2 separate regions of the Homo sapiens genome follow, and region 1 is linked to region 2. Evidence: chromatin contacts called from ENCODE Hi-C or POLR2A ChIA-PET data. All regions are on one chromosome and are shown on one strand. Each heading gives the region's core, a stretch centred on a gene start or an enhancer-like site at or near the end of the contact. The rest is flanking DNA. Distances are from core to core; before and after follow the strand shown. Region 1 has its middle 18 kb from the start of ASB1. Region 2 overlaps TRAF3IP1 (TRAF3 interacting protein 1).

Evidence for each region. Hi-C counts contacts between places; a loop is a spot of excess contacts on that map. ChIA-PET counts read pairs that join two places held with the same protein, here RNA polymerase II (POLR2A). Pooled maps may share reads with other maps.
Region 1: a loop to region 2 is called in a map of ascending aorta, with 4 times the contacts of the local background. The contact joins two enhancer-like sites. A Hi-C loop is called at or near these places in 4 of 168 maps with a recorded cell type or tissue (CD14-positive monocyte, ascending aorta, natural killer cell and 1 more) and 4 of 50 pooled maps. POLR2A ChIA-PET finds 5 or more read pairs at or near these places in 3 of 52 experiments (H1, WTC11 and endothelial cell of umbilical vein).

Annotation. Positions count from the first base shown.
Region 1 is chr2:238,406,109-238,411,688 of GRCh38, reverse strand. No RefSeq gene overlaps it. Among named protein-coding and RNA genes, the nearest start is that of ASB1, 18 kb to the left of the region's middle. RefSeq lists enhancers at 860-1,391, 1,926-2,458. Within about 2 kb of position 2,773, at least 2 of the 41 ENCODE cell types and tissues checked have a DNase peak (open chromatin) inside an H3K27ac peak, as active enhancers do.
Region 2 is chr2:238,367,080-238,373,472 of GRCh38, reverse strand. The region is part of intron 15 of TRAF3IP1 (TRAF3 interacting protein 1); the gene reads right to left. Among named protein-coding and RNA genes, the nearest start is that of TRAF3IP1, 50 kb to the right of the region's middle. RefSeq lists a silencer at 5,842-6,045. Within about 2 kb of position 3,814, at least 3 of the 41 ENCODE cell types and tissues checked have a DNase peak (open chromatin) inside an H3K27ac peak, as active enhancers do.

The DNA.
Region 1 (5,580 bases), core at 1,524-4,023, 39 kb before region 2:
TTTGCTGGTTCTGGAGCCCCCAGCTGAAGGTGTTGGACCCCTGAGAACACCTCAATACCCAGTTCCCTGGAGCCCGCTGAACCGAGGGGAGGAAGGCCACATCCAAAGCCCCTAAATGTGCCTGTTCACAAAAACAGAGCCTGAAGGAGCTGTAAACACAGAGGCTGTTTGATGGGGAAGCAGGACAGGTGTAGTCATTTGGAAAGCAACCAACATACCTTCCATCCACAGCCCCAGCCCAGCCTTCCCAGATCCAGGGAACCGGCTATTTACACGGGCTTGGGGACTCAGGGAGAAGTGTAACTTGAAGAACCTGTCGTTAGGAGATGATCTTGGAAAGGAGGGCAAATCCCCAGCGACCCAGAGGATTTTCAGGGGCTGCTCTGGAGCGGAAGGTTTCACTTTTCCAGGGGCCTGAATTCCTTGACGCCCCCCACCTGCCCCACAGGGGTGAGGGCTAGAGCTTTCAACGGCACCTGTCGCAGCTCTCCAGTAGGAGAGGACCGAAACCAGAGACAGTGTCCTCCTCTTCTAGGAGGAGGGGAATTATAATTTTTTTTTTTTTTAAACAGAGTCTTGCTCTGTCACCCAGGCTGGAGTGCAGAGACATGATTTCGGCTCACTGCAACCTCCGCCTCCCGGGTTCAAGCGATTCTCCTGCCTCAGCCTCCCGAGTAGCTGGGATTGCCCACCACTACGCCCAGCTAATTTTTTGGTATTTTTAGTAGAGACGGGATTTCACCATGTTAGCCAGGCTGGTCTTGAACTCCTGACCTCAGGTGATCTGCCCGCCTTGGCTTCCCAAAGTGCTGGGATTACAGGTGTGAGCCACTGCACCCAGCTGGCTGTGACATTTACTTCATGTTTACCGAGCATTCCTTCCACTCACTTTCACGCTATCACTTTCTTAAAATTAGATAAACAACAAAACAAGTCAAGTCCTGACTTGTAGCATCTGTCAATTTCCGTGGTGTAAATACTCTTGCCTTCAGCGAATGTGAATTCACCCAACTTGGAGTTAGAAGAGATGCACAATCGCACATACACCCCAGGATTTCCCCCTGAGGTCCAAGATATAAATCACCTCAGGGCATGGACACAAGGAAAATGTAAAAAATTAGTTTTCCATATTCCTTACCTTTGTATTTTAATGTAATGGCTCGTAACATTCCTGAATGTCTCTCACTGTACAGCCAGCCCCAGCCCACGAGTGCCCCTTGTGCCCTGTTCCTGGTGCCCAGGCACTCACCATGCCAGCCAGTAGCAGAAGGCTTTGGGGGTTGGAGAGGAGAGTGGGTAAGCATGGCCTGGAGGCCACCATGCAGCCATGGACGTGCCCCACTAGCTGCGTCCTGCCAGGCTCATCTTGGAGGTTACAGGGACCTTAATTCAGCCCAACTCACCCCAGAGGCCACTCTGCTCTTTATATAAATCACAACCTTTTTCATTTCACTGCTAGGGAGTCCAAGTATTTTACCACCACAAATGGATGTTTTGGCAGGTGTAAAAATAGGGAAAATATAGAAATAAACGGGTGTGCAGTTTTACTGGCAATGGGAGAGAGCCCTCGTGGAGGAATAAAGGCCTGGCTCACAAGCTCACAAGCCTCGCCCATGTGACTATGCTCTGAACAGGGGCTGAGAAGCAACCACAGCTCAAGGGGCGTCTGAGAGGAGAGCTTCCCTGCACAGCGCCGCGGGCTGCAAGATCCAGGTCGACGTGCTGACGGAAGGTTTTGATTTTGCAACTATCGAACGAGATTAATGCTTAAAATCCATGGTTTAAGAGATATTATTTGAAAGTTCTATTTTTAAAAGCATCCTGGTGTTTGTATTGAAACTGTCCCAAAGACGCTTTTCTTTAGAGCCATAATCCCTGGAAATGGAAAACCCACCAGAAGAATGAGAGCTTGCTCCTCTCCCCGGGCGCATGCTGGGCTGGAGAGTAGAATGAGGTCAGCTTCGCGGTGGGTCCAAGCCACACGGGGGATGGCTGCGAGTCCAAGCGACCGGCCAAGGTTCGGGGCTGCATTATGACTTTCAGGAGCCCCTCCTCCATAAAAAATATTAAAAATTCTATTTTACGATGGCATTGATGTAAAGATGAATATATTAATATTGTATATTAAAACATTGACTTTGACCTAAAAGTTCATTTTTTTCTTCTGATTATGAAAGAAATGAAAACACTTTCGAGGGCTGTGGAAAGCGCCGCGGGTGCTGGCGCCACGCCTGCTGGGCTTAATGGGTCTGGCCGCCCTGCGGACACTCCCACAATGAGCGGCTGCACCCTCGGGGCAGGATGGGCCAAGTAACAAGATCTTGGTTCAGGTGCATGGTTTGGGGCGGGCGGTGGCCATGCAGCCCAGTGGAACTGTTTAGAGCAGGAACGCCTCTCTTATTCTGCCCTCTCAAGCATCCTCACTCACTCACACATCAGCCAAAAAAGTGGTCACGCTAATCTCAACTCAGCAACCTGCCCTTTCTTAGCTGTGTGCTCACGCAGATGACAGAACACTCAAGCAGAAAAATCCCAGGGACAGGCAGGCCATGCTCTCCTGAACTGCTCCCTGGGGTCCCGGGCCAGCCATGTGCTCAGCCAACGCAGCCAGACCCCTAAATCCCAAAGGACATCGTGCCAGGGACCGAGAGCTGGCAGGGACTGTACCTTGCTCTCTGAGCTTCGGTTTCCTCATCTGTGGGTTGGCTATGGCCTGACTCCCAGCCCCGGGGAGGCTCACTTGAGAAAGTAGGCGCCAAAGTTCTTCCTCAACAACCGCCCGCCAGGAGGCTTTTCTTTCTTCCCTGCAGCTCCAACAAAACAGCAGAGGGACTTCCCCGACAGAGGGAATTTCAAGTCCTGAGGTGCCAAGCCCTGGAACACTGCAGGGCAGCTGCGGCCAACACAGGCGGCCAGTGTCAGGCACACAGTCACAGAGGGTAACTTTGCCCAGGGTTTGAATAAAATTTTTGGAAGACCCCCAATTCTGAAGGGGTCTTACACAGCCTCCTTGAAAGTGAAGTATGAAAACTGGCAAATGTAGTCTGTTCTCAAAGAGGGGCAGGCCGCTGAAGGCTGCCTGCAAGGTGGTCTCGTGTCCTTGCACCGTGGGGAACCTCCCCAAAAGGTGGTTTCTATTCAAAAGGGAATGATGATATTCATTCCCCAGCTTGAAGAAGGACAAGTTGGGGGCCGGACAGGACTCCCTGGGCAAACATTGAGCAGTGAGGGGGCGCTGGAGACTTCAGAGGCCTTCCAAGGGTTGGGGGATAGGGGCAGGCAGGAACTGCAGCCCAGGCTCCATCTGCCTGGGGGCTCCTGAAGGTCATGTCTGCCAAGGCCTGAAGCCTACGTGGGTGCTGACGTGTTGATGCAGTTGGTAGAAAGTGCAATGGGGGTGTGGAGATCTTGCCTGCTTGCACGCCTCCTGTGACGAGGAGCTCACCATCTACCTGATGAGGGGCTGTCCTGTCATCTTTGAACCCTGTTGGAACGGAGGCTCCCTCCTTACACAGAGCCAAAATCAGTCTCCCTTTGTCTCCCACCCATAGGTTCCAGCGCCACAGAGAACAGGCTCAACCCTCCCTCCACCCCAGACCTGTTATTTCAAGATAGGGGGCCATGTCCCTGCTCCAGCTTTTTCTTGTGCCAGCAAAATATTTCTAAATTTGAGAAGTACTTCCAAAATGTCCTCCAGAAGTCTCACACAATTTACACCCCCACATCTTCAGCCACTCCAAATACTATCAATTTTTAAATTTTTGGCAATCGAAAGATGTGTGCAACTGTGATATTAACCTACATTACACAGATCACAAACCAGAGCCAGGGTCCGCCTGGAGCGCACCGTGTGCTGTGTGCTGAGGGCTGCCCTTCGCACTTTCCACCTAATGCTGCACGTATGCTCTGATGACAAGGTGAGGCCAGCACTCTTGAATCCAACCAAGCAGGTGGGAGAGGGAGGCCGGAGTCAGGCCACCTGCCTAAGCCAACAGCCAAGGCCAAGGGCGTGGCAGTGCCTGCGCCGCTGGGAAGCCCAGGTAACTCCTCTTCCAGTCTGGATTCCCAAATCTCTGCCACCTTCTCTCTCGACAGCAAAGTTGGTTTCTCATGCTTTGTGATTATTTGATTGCCTATTTATTCCTTTCTTCTATCGTTCAGTTGGGCTGTTTCTCTTATTAAAAAGTCTGTCTTTAAACAGAGTTTAAAATACATTGCAAGTTTATCCCAATGTGTTGTTTTTTACTTTTGCTTGGAATACAGAAAGTTTCACTTTTTAATGGAGCAAAGTGTCCGTTTTTTTTTTCATCTGTGGCTTCTGGAAATTGTGTCCTTTTAAGGAAGTTCTTCAGCCCAAAAAGTATTTAGCACTAGCATCCTAGGCTGGGCTGCAGGAGGGCAGGGTCCCTCTCACCCCAGGTCCCCTGGACAGGGAGACAGAAGGGCCTGGGAGGTTTCACTACTGCGCGTCCCCACATCAGAATTGGACACAGACACCACCCAGTCCTCTTGGGAGTCTAGTCCTGTGGAGGGTCCCTCACTGCCTCACCTGAAGCCTCTCCCTCCTCCTCCTCCTCCTCGGGCTGTCCCTCGGCCCAAGGTGCAGGGGAAGCTGGCCCTAGGCACCCTCTCCCCACAGCCGTCGGCCCCGCCTGTCCTCACTGGTTGGTCTGGCAGACGGTGGGCAGCCTGGGGAAGCATCTGCAGCAGCACCGCCAATTTCTTTCTGCTCAAGTCAGAAGGATTTTATGCACTTTATGAAAATAAAACAAATGCTTCCCAGAACTGTCAGGGCCCATTAGCTCTAAAGGGTCACATGCCCGGCTTTGAAACCACAAATTTCTAGCAGGCGCTTCTCTCATCCCAATGCCACTACCTAGGAGGCCCAACCCCCCTCCCAAGAGGCCAAGCCCCCGACCCACAGGCCTGAGCCCCCCACCCCACCAGAGGCCGAGGCCGAGGCAAACTTGCCCATCCCTGAGGTTCGTCCGTCCTCAGGGGTGGGGCCTGGGCTCTCATTTCCTCATGAGTCCTCAGCTTAGGCTGCTGTATCCGTCCCTCATGGGAACATGCTAATAGCAAGCTATCCAAACACGGCGGAGGCATTTCTCAATGTCACTGTGTCTTTATGGCACATTTCAGCCATCAGCTTCTCTGCCTAGGAGATGTAAGACCATCCACCAAGACAGGGCCACAGGCAGCTGGTCCTGAAGGGTCGGAGCTGAGCAGGAGCCCCCAGGCCCCGCCAGCCAACCGCCGAGGTGAGGGACAGCACAGCACACACTGCCAGCGCACCGCACACCAACAATCACCAGGCACCCATGAGCCACGTGTGCTCCCCGTGGCTAAGATGACCTGTCAGTGGACAACTGAGGCTCAAAGGAGAGACAGATAGGAGCACCCCAAATCACACATCCACGCCTGACAGGAAGGTGTCCTGACCCACACTCTGTGTTCTTCCACACCACCTCAAGAATGGGCAAAATTTACCCTGCAGGGGCGCGGTTTGGCAGGGGAGAGGAATGAAGCCCAAAAGGTGAAAGAAGGCCTGAAGCTATGCCCACCACCCACAAAACTGGG
Region 2 (6,393 bases), core at 2,565-5,064:
CAGAGGCCTCAGAAATAACACCACACATCTACAACCATCTGATCTTTGACAAACCTGACAAAAACAAGAAATGGGGAAAGGATTCCCTATTTAATAAATGGTGCTGGGAAAACTGGCTAGCCATATGTAGAAAGCTGAAACTGGATCCCTTCCTTATACCATATACAAAAATTAATTCAAGATGGATTAAAGACTTAAATGTTAGACCTAACACCATAAAAACCCTAGAAGAAAACCTAGGCAATACCATTCAGGACATAGGCATGGGCAAGGACTTCATGACTAAAACACCAAAAGCAATGGCAACAAAAGCCAAAATACACAAACGGGATCTAATTAAACTAAAGAGTTTCTGCATGGCAAAAGAAACTACCATCAGAGTGAACAGGCAACCTACAGAATGGGAGAAAATTTTTACAATGTACCCATCTGACAAAGGGCTAATATCCAGAATCTACAAAGAACTTAAACAAATTTACAAGAAAAAAACAAACAACCCCATCAAAAAGTGGGCAAAGGATATGAACAGACACTTCTCAAAAGAAGACATCTATGCAGCCAACAGACACGTGAAAAAATGCTCATCATCACTGGTCATCAGAAAAATGCAAATCAAAACCACCATGAGATACCATCTCACGCCAGTTAGAATGGCAGTCATTAAAAAGTCAGGAAACAACAGATGCTGGAGAGGATGTGGAGAAATAGGAATGCTTTTACACTGTTGGTGACAATGTAAATTAGTTCAGCCGTTGTGGAAGACAGTGTGGTTATTCCTCAAGGATGTAGAACTAGAATTACCATTTGACCCAGCAATCCCATTACTGGGTATATACCCAAAGGATTATAAATCATTCTGCTATAAAGACACATGGACATGTACGTTTATTATGGCACTACTCACAATAGCAAAGACTTGGAACCAACCCAAATGTCCATCAATGATAGACTGGGTAAAGAAAATGTGGCACATATACACCATGGAATACTATGCAGCTATAAAAAAGGGATGAGTTCATGTCCTTTGCAGGGACATGGATGAAGCTGGAAACCATCATTCTAAGCAAACTATCACAAGGACAGAAAACCAAACACCACATGTTCTCACTCATAAGTGGGAGTTGAACAATGAGAACACATGGACACAGGGCAGGGAACATCACACACCGGGGCCTGTCGGGGGGCAGAGGGCTGGGGGAGGGATAGCATTAGGAGAAACACCTAATGTAAATGACGAGTTGATGGGTGCAGCAAACCAACATGGCACATGTATACCTATGTAACAAACCTGCACATTGTGCACATGTACCCTAGAACTTAAAGTATAATAAAAATGAAAAAGAAAGTGGAGAAAAAAACTTTTAAATGAATGTTACTTTAATGTGATTTTACTTCCCTTGACTCCCTCAACCCTACCATCTATTATTATTATGTTATTCTTCCACAAAACTATTTTTTCAAGAACTAGTTTAGGGATTTTGCATTCAATTCTGTAGTTATACTCAATTCTATATGCTTAATCAGTTTCAATAATCAATTTTAATTCATTTCACCTATACCAATGCTGCCCAATAGAAATATGCAAGCCATATACGTAATTTAATATTTTCTACTAGTTTCACTTTAAAAGTAAAAAGAAACAGATGAAATTAGTTTCAATAAATTTTATTTAATGTGATATATACAAAATCATTTCAACATGTAATCAATATAATAATTTCTAATGAGATAGTTTATATTCTTCTTTTCCAACACCATATTTGAAATCTGGTGTGTGTTTTATACTTAGGATATATTTCAGTTGGGATTCGTCAGTTTTCTAATACCCCCACCACATGGGCGAGTGGCCACTGCGCTGGTCATCCCAGGCCCACACTCAGGCTTTCCTTAGGCTTAGGTTTGGAAGAATATAAGAACAATCTTTTTTTGAGCTCTTGCATTATCTGGATGTGTCTTCCACTGTTTTTATGTATGAAATGACAATCTAGCTAAATAGTAAGAATCTTGGGTCAGTTTCTTTCTCTCCAAATGTTGAAGCAACTGTTCCTTTTTCTTCTGGCATTTAGGGCCACAGAGAAGTCTACAGCAAATCTGACTTTGGTTCTTTTCAAAAGAACCTATTTTTTCTTGATGTACAATATACTTGTAGGATTGTTTTTGGTTGTTCCCCCCACCAAAAAAAACAAAAACAAACCGAAAAAAACACCTGATCTCAACAATACTGCCAATATTGTGAGTTTCCTTTTTACCTGGCACATGAAAGCCCTTTTCAAGTGCAGACTCATAGAAGGTCAAGCTTCACGCTCTTTACGAAAAGTACAAAGCACCTCTAAAAAACAGACTTTCAATGTCGCATTAACTGAGATCAGAAAGCTAGTAAACTTCGTTCTTATCACATTTTACTCAGAAATCTATATTACTGTCCAAACGACAAATGTCCAAATTGTGGCAGAAAACCACATTACAAGAGAACTATGCCCGCTCCCTAGCACTCAGAGGCCTCGTGATGGGCTTAAAGCACCCCCTGGTGTTAGCATGGGGCTCACCAGAGGCTACAGCATGAAAAATGTCCGTAATTCCCCTAAATGCACATAGCTTCGTTTTTCACCTCTGGCAAGTGCTTCCCCACATTTTATCATTCATTCCCTTCCACTTCCCCCTTTCTCTTCTAACTTCTGTTCAACTGGCGATGAAATTCATCTCTTCAACAGTTGATGACATGCACTTAACGTCCACTGCTATGCTAGCCACGAGAGGGAGATGAGAGGCACTGGTCTTCACCTTATGAGATGCCCATTCCAGGGGAAAGTCAGTAACTGATCTTCCCTCCTGAGCCATTTGGTCCTGAAGCCATGAAGTGGGCAATGCCAGGGAAGCATGTACACTAGGCTGGGGGTGGGAGAGCCCGGGGTAGGGAGAATGGAGGCAGGAGCCCAGCACAGGAGGGAGAGGGCACCCACACGGCCAGGGAGACCAGGTAGGGAGGGCACAGACATTTGCACACACACATGTACACACACATACACAGACATGCACATACACATATATCACAGACATAGCCATGCATATATACACATGTACACATGCATGCAGACATGCACACGTATACATGTATACACTCAGACACGCACACATACGCATACACAGACATGCACAATACAGACATAAACATACACACATGCACACACAGACACAGACATTCACATAGACATGCACACACATATATACACATGCACACTTACAGACACACATACACGTTCACATATATACACACATACATACAGACATGCACACACGCATATATAACAAACACAGACACATACATTTTCCCCCTCTAGCTCTGTTCACTGAGATGACCTGAGAGCTGAACCTCCAAAAGTGGCAAACACTCCATTCTCCAATCAAAGGACCCAGGTCTCCTGGGGAAATGGCTGATTCTGGGGCTGGAGCAGGGAAAGAACAGGATGAGCCAGAAAGCAAGGAACAGCTCAAAGAATGCTGGGCGCAGGCTGAAAGGACACAAAGCCAGCTTGAAGGAGCTCTCCAGAGCCAAATCTGAGGCCATCTGCGCATGAAAATCATGGCAGTAAGAGATTACAGCCCACAGAGTCCAAGTGGAAGGCACAAGCCCATAATGATACAAACAAATGATTAAACTTAGTGAAGCACAGGGTACTTCGATTGTACAAAGTACTTCCTCCAAAATGCTAGTAATTACAAAGAGAAAAGGAGCGGCTTGACTGCAGAGAAGCTGGCAGACAGCATCCACATCGAGAGGCCACGGAGAGCGTCTGCAGTCAGGAACAATCTGAAACCTTGAACCACTCAGCAAGACGCAGCAAAGGCAGCACAGCCTCGTTTCTGGAAGGTTTCGGCCCAGGATGCAAAGTCTGACTCTAATCACAAGGAAACACCACACAAACCCAAACCGGGGGCCAGTCAGGAAAATAGCTGTACTGTTCAAAACTGTCAAGGCCAAATCAAGGGAAGAGCACAGACTGTTTGAGACTGAAAGAAACTTACAAAACACCTAACTCATTCTGGACTGGATGCTTCTGCAACAAAAAGCAGCAGAGCCAGAAAGCTCCCGCATGGAAGACAGTGGAACGCGCTCCACTTTTAATATCACTACCATTAATCTCTGAAGGCTCTGAAGTTCCCAAAAGTGTCTTTCACAAGTGAATGCTTTGCCTGCTTCTAAACCCGCTTTTCTTAGAAAGCTAATTTCAAAATTGTTAAAAATATATATTTACTTTAATTGCTTGGTTATTACTATTAAAATAACAGCATTATTTTCTATCATTTTTTACTGTAAATGAACTCTACTTGTACAAAGTACTTTTATTGTAGTACAATAAAAGCTTTGTTAAGCTACCTAGAAACCCAGTCAGAACCCAAAATACTAATATACAGAAATTACTCCCAAGTTTTAAAAACTAACATGGTGCATCATGTAAGAGTATAGACACAGTGTATTTTATTTACAAAGTATTTATCAATGGCCAGGCGCAGTGGCTCACGCTTGTAATCCCAGCACTTTGGGAGGCCGAGGCGGGTGGATCGCCTGAGGTCAGGAGTTCAAGACCAACCTGGCCAACATGGTGAAACTCTGTCTCTACTAAAAATAAAAAAAAATTAGCTGGACATGGTGGCAGGCGCCTGTAATCTCAGCTACTAGGAAGGCTGAGGCAGGAAAATCACTTGAACCTGGGAGGCAGAGGGTGCAGTGAGCCGAGATCACGCCATTGCACTCCAGCCTGGGCAACAAGAGTGAAACTCCGTCTCAAAAAAAAATTATTAATAACAATATCTAAAATAAATGTATTTCTACTTTATTTTCATTTTTTTTCTTTAAGGGATTTAAGAATATTCCTGAAAATATAAAACTTACATAGAGCAAAGCCTGGTATAATACAAGCCCTTCACTAAGTGAATGTCAGTCCTGCCCTCTGTGACAAGTATTGTAAGTATTATCAAGAGGCTTTATTAGTTTAAAAGGGGTCACATCTGGGGATGGAGGAAGTCTACTGGCCAGAAGAAACCGTACGGAGATTTCAATCAGAAAAACCTTAATAACAGTCCAATATGAAAAATTATATATGCATCACTGCTATAAATAGGAAATCGAAGCATTTTAATGCCAAGAATCTTAGTGTTTCTTTACTCTAAAATATCCCCTATAATCCATACCCTGGAGAAAAGTAATAAAGTTGTGCCATTGTTTCGTCCATTTCAGCCCTCCTGAGCCTGCTTTACCCACATTAAATTAAAAACTCAATAAAACCTAATTCATTCAGCCAAGTCCTGTTCCTCTAGTGATAGCTCTTCACTGGAAGCTGCTTTTCAGGTCAGAAACAGACAGCAAGGAATAATAGATGGGAACTAGAAAAATACATGTGTGTCTCACAACAGTAAGCACAAGTGAATATGTTTTGGAAAGGACAAAAATACTAACTAACACTTTTTAAAAACACAAATTTCCCTTTTTTTTTTCAAAGGGAAGCTGAAGAAATATGGAATTTAAGGATTAAAATAATTCTCGAAATAAGTTGCTCCAAAAAAAGCAGCTCAACGCGCCCACCCCGCACTGAGACAGGGAGGCACAGGCTCCGGGCCTGGGGCATGCTGGAGCCGCGGTGCTGCTCCCTCCTGTGGTCAGAACCTGTACTTTGGGGCTAGATAAGAGTTTGGATCCAGGCTCTGGAGTGCAAGGCCTTGGGCAAGGGACTGAGACTCTCCTAAGCCTCAATTTCCTCAGCAGTGAGTTGTGGTGCAGGTGCAGGAGGCCATGCGTGGGAAGCCCTGCACAGAGAGGGCTCGGTGGCGCAGGCTCTCGGTCCCACCGCGGTCTCTCCCGTGTCCCACAGTCTCTCTGAGAAAGCTCAGTCCCACGAGGAGCAAGAGCTGTCACAGCCACCACCACATGCTAAGGGGACCCCAGCCCATGCTGAGCGTGCACCAAAGGCCCAAGCCCACTCGCTCAGCTAGGTCGTTTCTAAACCATTCCTTTCAAGGCCTAATGACTAACAGATTTTAACAATTTCATGATGTCTCACTGGGTAGCTTCTGAAGTCTTCACACCTCTTCAAACTAGTGAGATCCACATCTTCAGTCTTCTGTTGCAGGGCGCTGAGGCTTCTGAAACTTGTGCCACATCCCCTTTGATTTCTCTACTTACTGCTCTCCAGATACCTCCTACACTTCTCTCCACTGAGCTGGGGCATTGTTTAGTAGTCAATGTGACTAAATTCTATTTAATTCTAATCCTTATCCACTAATTTTCTTTTTTTTTTTTTTTTTTTTTTTTTTGAGACAGAGTCTTGCTTTGTCACCCAGGCTGGAGTGCAGTGGTGCGATCTCGGCTCACTGCAACTTCTGCCTCCCAGGTTCAAG